Linked DNA regions of Homo sapiens: all the other regions are linked to region 1. Evidence: chromatin contacts called from ENCODE Hi-C or POLR2A ChIA-PET data. All regions are on one chromosome and are shown on one strand. The core of a region is the stretch at or near the end of the contact, and the rest is flanking DNA. Distances in the headings are between cores, read along the strand shown. Region 1 holds the start of MTFR2 (mitochondrial fission regulator 2). Region 2 has its middle 33 kb from the start of HBS1L. Region 3 has its middle 18 kb from the start of MYB.

Evidence for each region. Hi-C counts contacts between places; a loop is a spot of excess contacts on that map. ChIA-PET counts read pairs that join two places held with the same protein, here RNA polymerase II (POLR2A). Pooled maps may share reads with other maps.
Region 2: a pooled map shows a loop between it and region 1 (2.3-fold over the local background). The contact joins the enhancer-like site here to the promoter of MTFR2 in region 1. A Hi-C loop is called at or near these places in 1 of 50 pooled maps. POLR2A ChIA-PET finds 5 or more read pairs at or near these places in 2 of 52 experiments (T-cell and activated T-cell).
Region 3: a pooled map shows a loop between it and region 1 (2.9-fold over the local background). The contact joins the enhancer-like site here to the promoter of MTFR2 in region 1. A Hi-C loop is called at or near these places in 1 of 50 pooled maps. POLR2A ChIA-PET finds 5 or more read pairs at or near these places in 3 of 52 experiments (GM10248, GM12878 and activated T-cell).

What each region holds. Positions count from the first base shown.
Region 1 is chr6:136,248,944-136,251,672 of GRCh38, reverse strand. MTFR2 (mitochondrial fission regulator 2) reads left to right here and starts at 1,362. Exons shown (of 8, transcript NM_001099286.3): 1 at 1,362-1,697; 2 at 2,520-2,636. The coding sequence starts at 2,574. RefSeq lists enhancers at 893-1,042, 1,693-1,912.
Region 2 is chr6:135,086,181-135,088,909 of GRCh38, reverse strand. No RefSeq gene overlaps it. Among named protein-coding and RNA genes, the nearest start is that of HBS1L, 33 kb to the right of the region's middle. RefSeq lists an enhancer at 128-177 and silencers at 2,530-2,589, 2,600-2,679. Within about 2 kb of position 1,354, at least 7 of the 41 ENCODE cell types and tissues checked have a DNase peak (open chromatin) inside an H3K27ac peak, as active enhancers do.
Region 3 is chr6:135,162,089-135,164,817 of GRCh38, reverse strand. No RefSeq gene overlaps it. Among named protein-coding and RNA genes, the nearest start is that of MYB, 18 kb to the left of the region's middle. RefSeq lists an enhancer at 1,383-1,452. Within about 2 kb of position 1,362, at least 3 of the 41 ENCODE cell types and tissues checked have a DNase peak (open chromatin) inside an H3K27ac peak, as active enhancers do; they include GM12878, where a contact is called at or near this core.

The sequences.
Region 1 (2,729 bases), core at 113-2,612:
CGTTCTCATTCTGGAGGGATGTTTTCATTCTGGCCCTGTCTGTTTGCTGTTTGATAAGAGAGTGGGAAAGGGAGGGGGTTATAAAGTCGTGATTTATTCACAAGGGCAAAGGGAAGGACAAGGAACTTGAGAAAATTACTCCATCTAGGGTTTCTGATCCATCATCATCCTTGTTCTGCGCTCACTCAGCCGTATCCAGCTCTACTGGGCATATCACTATTATTGCTATCAATTGTTTTGCTAGTTGCTTAGTCCCAAATCATTATCATCTTTTCTGTCATTCCACATTTAGGTATTTTATTCAACAAATAGACTGAATGCCTATTATATACCAGACACTCTTCTAAAGCACTGGGGAAAGATAGAGCATGGATCAAAACAACTTCCTGTTCTCCTGGAGTCTACAATTTTGTTTGGTGGTAGTGGAAGCGTAACTAAATATATATGATAAGTGCTATAGAGAAAAGCAAATTAGGGTTAGAATGGAACGAGATGCCCCGCTGGCCTGTAAGCTCCAGGAGGACGAGGACCTGCCCTCTCATTAAGGTATTTTCCGTGCTTAGAATGGTGTCTGCTACGTAGTAGATATCTATTATTGGTTGAATGAATAAGTGATGTTGACCATAGATAAATTAGTTCAAAACTTAGATTTTCAAATTATGTCAGTAGCAGGCACACATCTTAAATTGTTATATCACTCCAGTGCACGTCTTGCTGAAATTCAGAAGAGGAAGCTATTTCGTATGAAGCCAATAACCTCAAATCAGAAATGAAAACTGGGATATCACCTGTCATATCACTTGCCATCCTCGGCTAAGCCAGGAGAGTGTCCGGCCCAATATTCGGTAGCCTGGATACGTAGGTGTATTTAGTGAACGAAAGAATGAATCCTAGCCACTGCAAAGCTGCAAAACCCTCGGGGGTAGTGCTTGGCTTCTGCCAGTTCCACAAGTATTTTAATATTAGCTGAACAAATGAAATGACCAAAAAATAAATCGCGATTTTGTGTCAGATGAACTTGGGAAGGCGGATGCGCTTAGGGTCCGGCTGTAGCGAGTAAGACACTCCCTGCGAAGAGTTCTGTGGGGTACGAACTCCGGACTGCGAGTCCAGCTCACGAGTTTGTACCTAAAACCTTGCCCTGCGGGAGCGACGCTGTCCTAACGCGACCTGCCCTGCCCGTCAGCTCCTATTGGCTGACTCTCGGAAGACCCGCCTCTTGAGAAGGAAAAGCAGTCGCTTCCCGAATTGCCTGACATCATGCAATGACCAATCAGAAGCAGCGATCTTCAGTTTTGCCCAATGAGGCTGGTTACGGGTCCTGGCCCGCGGAGTTTGATTTCGTCCTGGGATGCGGAAGTAGCAGTCCTGTCATGCGGAAGTAGCAGTCCGGTCCTAGGGACTAGCAGGTGGGTTGGTTGGGCGCAGGAGGACGGGGGCGCGCTTCCCATAACATTACCCTGGCTGAGCGTGAGGCTCCAGGGCTGGGCACCGGGTTGACCTCTTATTCCTCGCTGAGGGCATCGTTACCGCCTGTGGCTGCAAGCCGAGGCGCGCGGGTGGAAACTGGGTCGAGGTCTGGGTAGACGTCTGAGCGATCTGCACAAGGAGTGGCGCAGTCTGGAATTTGATTGAGGATTCCTAACGCCCTCCGCTTGATGTTCTGGTGATTCCCGGGGGCTCGGCTTCGGAGGAAGGTGAGCAAGGCTACCACGCTGTGTTTGGAGAGCACCAGGAAGCTTGTGACCAAAGCGAGGGACGCGATCCGGCTCTGGTCACGGCCTGTTACTAGATGGGTGACCAAGTCACGTCCCGTATCTGGAATTCATGCTTCTCATTTTAAAAGAGTGAGGAGGGATGGGCATTCCACATGGCTGGGGAGGCCTCACAATCATTGCTGAAGGCAAATGAGTAGCAAAGTCACATTTTACATGGTGGCAGGCAAGAGGGCTTGTGCAGGGGAACTCCTGTTGATAAAACCATCACATCTCATGAGACTTATTCACTACCACGAGCATAGTATGGGGGAAGCTGCCCCCATGATTCAGTTATCTTCACCTGGCCCCACCCTTGACACGTGAGGATATGTGTGTGAGAAGAGCTACTGTTTATTTTTTTAAAAACTGAGTCGTCCCTTGCCTGCTTTCAAGGGTTGGCTAAACTCACCCATCTGCTAAGAGTCTCAGCCCAAAGCTTTCAGGAAAGAGCGAGCTTCGCTGTGGCATGTAACTTGAAGCCTTGCCTACTAAGTAGATGTCCAGTTTGTTGATTGGTCTCTATTAACTAGGCTCAAACATCCTACGAGGTTTTAATGTAATCTAACCAATTAATTGAAATTTCCTTTACAACCCTCTCTTTCCCCCAGACTTCCCCTTCCTTTCTTTTTCTCTGACTTAAAAGAATGCTGGCTAGGAGAAATTAGTTGACTGTGTCGTGTATCAAGAGGACTTTTCCAGGTTATGTAGTACAATTTGGCATTTATTTGTCAAGAGTAACATTTTCTAAAATTTTCCCCAAAGGCACCAAGAAACTGATAATGTTCCTTTGAATTGGCTTCTGTATTTGCTTCATCAATGTCTCTCATACTGAATATCTTAAGAGAGATGCTGGAATATTTTGGCGTTCCTGTAGAACAGGTAAATGTCGTTTTGGATTGGAATGGATCTGTTGTATTTGTTCTTGGGTTTCATTTTGAAAATGACTTATATGTAATCATTTGATTTAAGGCA
Region 2 (2,729 bases), core at 105-2,604, 1.2 Mb after region 1:
ATTTCTTCCCAACTCAGGTCCAATAACTTCATACCGGTAGTCTGAAATTGGATATGGGGAGAGTATTTGCACCAAGGAATTTGGCAAACAATACCAGTCAGGGTTATTGATTGATTGACTGACTAATTTCAAGAGAGCTGGCTTACCAGTTCACCACTGGTGTGGGTAATCTATGTCTCCCAAAGAAAGAAATATGCACTTTATTCCTAATTAATATTTACTCATTTTATCCTAGCTGACCCTAAATCAGGTCAGCTGAACTGTTACCTCAGGAGCATGTAAGATTGCAGACAACATAAAGACCTGCATTTGTTGATAAATACATGAGTGCCTTCTAGGTGCTGTGGATATAGTACTGACTAAAGTCAGACACAGTACTTGCCCTCATGGTGCTTACAGCTTGCTGGAGGAGACAAATGTTAATAAAAGAATGCCATAAATACTGTAAAATTCAGCCATGGTTAAGAGCCGTGAAAGACAGAGATGTCATATTACCAGAGTGTGTAAAAGGAGGATCTGACTCAGGGAAGTAAGGGAAGGCTTTTGTAAGAAAGTGATGTTTGCCTGAGATTTAAAGGAACAGCAGGATTAAAATAGACAAAGCTAGCAGGTGCTTAGTACCTGACACACAGTAGGTGCTCATTAAAGATAAATGGTGGGTAAATTATGTTCCGCTCATGCACTGGAATCTCTGTTGAACTTTGATAGCAATTTCCTGGGAAACATGGGTTTCTTTCTATTAAAACACACCACTCCGGGATGACAGCTACGATCTCTTACAAACTGGTTTTCAGGGACCGTTAACACCTGCTCACTGGAAGAACTCCAGTTCTGTGTGAGATCATGTGATAGGAGACCCGTGGCCTTTAGCTACACATCAACCACACAAGTAGCTGTGGTTTGCAGAGTTAAAAAAAAAAGTTATTTTCCTTTTGAAGCCCAGAAACTGCCAGCCTCTGGAGTTGTTGTGACGCTGCCTTCATGTCTGGATGTTTGTTCCCTTGTGTACAGTGACTCATGTTCCATCTTGTCCCTTTGCCATATGGTTTACAGAGGTAATATTCCCTCAAGGAAACAAAAACACAACAACACAATCATCTCTAAGATAGTGGAACTTAGGTTTTGAATGCAATTGTACGTAGAATATGAGAACATTTTGCTTAGAGAAATCAAACATATCTGTAATATACAGTAAAGGTGCTTCTTTGGGGGTGGTGAGAGTGCAGGCGGATGTGGAAAGGAAGGCAGGACACAAGTGTGATTTGGTGAGAGCTGTTGGTGGATATGCCAACTGGGACCTATGGTGGGAGAACCTCGCTGCCTCAAGCACAAATGCACAAAGCTCACACTAGGGGGCTCAGGGTTCTAGGATTTATGGGTTGGGAAGGGGAAGGGGAAGGGTGTCTTCCACCATCTGGCACTCTGTGGTCCAGCTGTGTTAATCCAACCATTACTGTCCTCATGTTTAGCCCACAGCATCAACAGCTCTTTCTTTTTCATTGAATTTCATAAAGGGATATGAAAGTTTTTAATGTCAAAGTTTTGATTCCTATAACCATGTCATCCCCATAGAAGCCAAAGTCTTTCCACATAGTCATCATAAATACCCTGGCCTGGTACTTTACCTCTGTCCACATAATGAGCAGAAAGGGGTCCTCCTAATGTATATTGAATGTATAATATGTACCAAGTATTACAGTTCACCCATCATCCTGTAATCCTTCAGCAAAGCGATGAAGGAGGTGTCATCTCTATTTTATAAATAAAGAAACTGAATTGTAGTGATATTAAGTAGCTCCACTTACCCAGTAAGTGGAGAGCTTGGGGATTTGTGTCTACGTATATCTGCTTTCTTTCTACTATGCTGAAGTGTGTTTTTGTCTCTCTGGGTTTTTTGTTTGTTTGTGTTTTATTGTTTTTCTTTTCCTTTTTTTTCTTTCTTTTTTCTTTTTTTTTCTTTTTTTTTTTGCCATGGTCTAGTCATGGTGGATAAGAATTTGGAAAAAAAATTGTTTAGCTGCTTTTTTGAAACCTCGGACTAATTTTCCCTAGTTTCAACAATGAAGCAAACTCAGTAATAGTGAGTGATGGAGTTCAGAATAAACTTTCTTATCTTCTTCCAAATGTGACTGAAATTAAGTAAAAAGAGGTGCCATTGTTTTTAACACATCACTTAAATGTAAAGGATTCTGAGGGTCTGGAATGTTTAAGTGAAAGTTACCCGTGCTGAATTTCTACTGATGGAATCTTTTAAACAGAGCTGCTAAAAATGACTTATGGTGATTATCGTTGAGACTTCAAAATCCCGAGTGTATAACCACAACAGTAGTCACAGACACAAGGTGTGTAATATAGAAACACAAAGTTCAGAGGCTTTACCAAATTCATAATAAATTTAGAACCCAGTCAATCTAGAGGAAATTAGTATATAAACAAAAATAGAAAACACGTAAGAGAACAACGTTGTATGAAAGCAAAGTGAAAGCTGTTGAATTTGTCTTTCTATGGTATGCTTAAATACACAGAAACACTTTAATGCATCTGCCCAGATTAGTTGATCTTGATCTGTTCATCCCTAAAGTCAATCTGTGGCAGCACATCAGTCTCTCTGTCAGCAGCCATGGGTAACTTTGGCAAGAGGTGTGCTGGGGATGTCAAGTGGCCATTCCAGACACCCTTGCCAAGGGGCTTTCCTGCTGGCCTCAAGGAAAGATACAGTACATTTCCTG
Region 3 (2,729 bases), core at 113-2,612, 1.1 Mb after region 1:
ACATAAAATGAACATTCTGAACCTATATGAAAATTAATTGAAGGAAGGAAGGATGGGAAGTAGAAGTAGCAATATTTGCAGTGTTTGTGTACTAAAAGTTGGTCTAATTTCCTGACCAGTGTGTACATTAAAATATTGCCAGTATTCTATGTGGCATGTGATTATCTGCCATGATTTTCTTTCCTTAAAAGTTTTTAGGCTGGGCGCGGTGACTCATTCCTGTAATCTCAGCACTCTGGGAGGCTGAGGTGGGCAGATTACTTGAGGTCAGGAGTTCAAGACCAACCTGGCCAACATGGTGAAACCCCGTCTCTGCTAAAAATACAAAAATTAGCCAGGCATGATGGCGCACACCTGTAATTCCAGCTACTCGGGAGGCTGAGGCAGGAGAATAGCTTGAACCTGGGAGGTGGAGTTTGCAGTGAGCCGAGATCACGCCGCTGCACTCCAGCCTGGGCAACAGAGCGAGACTCCATCTAAATAAATAAATAAACAAATAAATAAATAAACGTTTTTAATTAAGTTCTCACTCTACTTCAGTGCTCCTGATAGAAAACACTCATACAAATTAAAAATTCAATGTATATTTTAGGTCTGTGAGTAGACTTTAGGAGACAAAATTTTATGTAAAATACAATGAATATATTCAAGTTTTCGTTTTTTAAAGGCGAGAGTTTCCATAGCAGTCATTAGATTCATGAAGTTACTGTTGGACCCAAAAAGTGAGGAGTCACTCGTGTCTTATTATGTGCCATTTTGTAGAATCAACCTAATTCTGCCTTACAGAATGAAGCTGAAAGAAGTTCAACTAATTTAAATCTAGTTCTAAACAACTATTTCATCCATAAATGTGAATTTGATGGAACCATAGTCAAGTATGTTATTTGCTACATACAAAGATTGGAGACAAATCTAAGTATTGTATTTTATAATTATTAAAAATTAAATCGTGTAGTTTTCTGCTAAAAGTCAGAAACTTCTAGTTCAAAGAATTTGCTTTTAAAATGTAGTTGTTGATTTCCAAAAAAAGATGAAACCTTGTGTAAGATTTTGGTATAAGAACGTTAATCTTTTCCTCTCCCCAGAAATACACATTAAACTAAAGAGAATCAGAATTCTAGTCATAAGCTTTTATTTTTTGCACTTGAAGAACTGAAAGCTTTCTCTGTTTGTTATTTTCTGAAGGAGGGGGTTTCCTGTGTGTCTTTCTGAAGTTCTGGGGATCCCCTCATCTTTTCAGTCCTAGGCACCTTTTTCTTCATATTGAGCATCCTTTGAACCAATAAGAGTGTCTGTGGCCACGGTATGCCATCCCCTGGCAGAGCGATCTGCGTTTTTTCTTGACTGAATCAGGGTGCTGCCTCCTGGTATAAGGCTTGAGGTATCTCCAAGTGCTGACTGCAGGGCCAGCCTCAGAAGGAGACAGAAACTGACTGATTTGAAGGCATGAAAGACTGGATTCTCAGCTGCACTTATCATATTCATGATGTCTAAATTTCTTTCTTTCTTTTTTTTTTTTTTTTTTTTTTTTTGAGACAGCATCTCATTTTGTCACCCAAGCTGGAGTACAGTGGTGTAATCATGACTGTCTGCAGCCTCGACCTCCTGGGCTCAAGTAATCTTCCCACCTCAGCCTCCTGAGTATCTGGGATTACCAGCGTGAGCCGCCATGCCCAGCCTGAAATTCTATTTTAAAAAATGTACTACTTTGAAGTTTTTCTACTCCTTTTCTTACTATTATTAATCTAATATTTTGGCTAGGGGCATTCGGACATCTATTTACATATAAACGATGAGAAAAGAGGTTGGTTCGTGGGTGCATGAGAACCTAGGAGGGAACAGTTGGGGCGGGTTCAGCATGGGAAGCAGGGAAGTTCTCCCAGCATGAGCTTTGGCTGAGCCTCTTCCAGGAGGAAGAGCCCAGGGCTTGATGCTGCCGCTCCTGCTGCAATGCCAAGAATGGCCACTAGGGAACTGGGCCCACTTGTCAACTTGCCTTCTACCCAAGTTGGTAATAAAAAAAGCCTAAAACCTGCGTCCGTTTTTCAAATCATTGTGGAGTAAAAGATACATATTTCTTTTATGCTGAGATCTGGAACTTTAAAAAATCACAAGTGGTGTTTTAAATGTATTATTAATGCAGAACACTTTATTATAGTTCAATAAAGAATTCTATGTCTCCATTACACAGACTAATGACACCTCCAGACATAGTTATAGTAATTTTCCCAGCTGATACAGTTTAATTAATGATATAAGGACATAATTACATGTTTCAGTGATCTTTCACATATTTACAGGAACTGCTGTAACTAGCTTAATTAGAGTAATTACGTAAATAGCTGATAATGCACAACAAATTACAGGAAAAAATCTTCTATAGTTTGGTGTGTTCAATTTCTAAGCAAGCTTATAGAAGGAAAACATTTACATCTTGGGATAAAATGTAAGACTATGTGGCCTCTAAATTTTGTTGTTCCTAACCCAGCAGAACATAACTGTTGGAGGTTTAACAGTTAACTTGTCTTCCTTTTGTAGTTCTGTTGCAGACCTCATGTCAGTTGTTGGTTGTGTTCTATGAAATTGCTCATTCTGCTTTGCCACTGGCTGAAGTTTCATGATGAGTTTTTTTGTCATGTTGGGTAGTTATTATATTGCACTCACTGAGAACTGGAAAGGGCGCTTAGGGAAAAGGTTGACAAATCTCACACCTCTTTTTCATTTCCTTT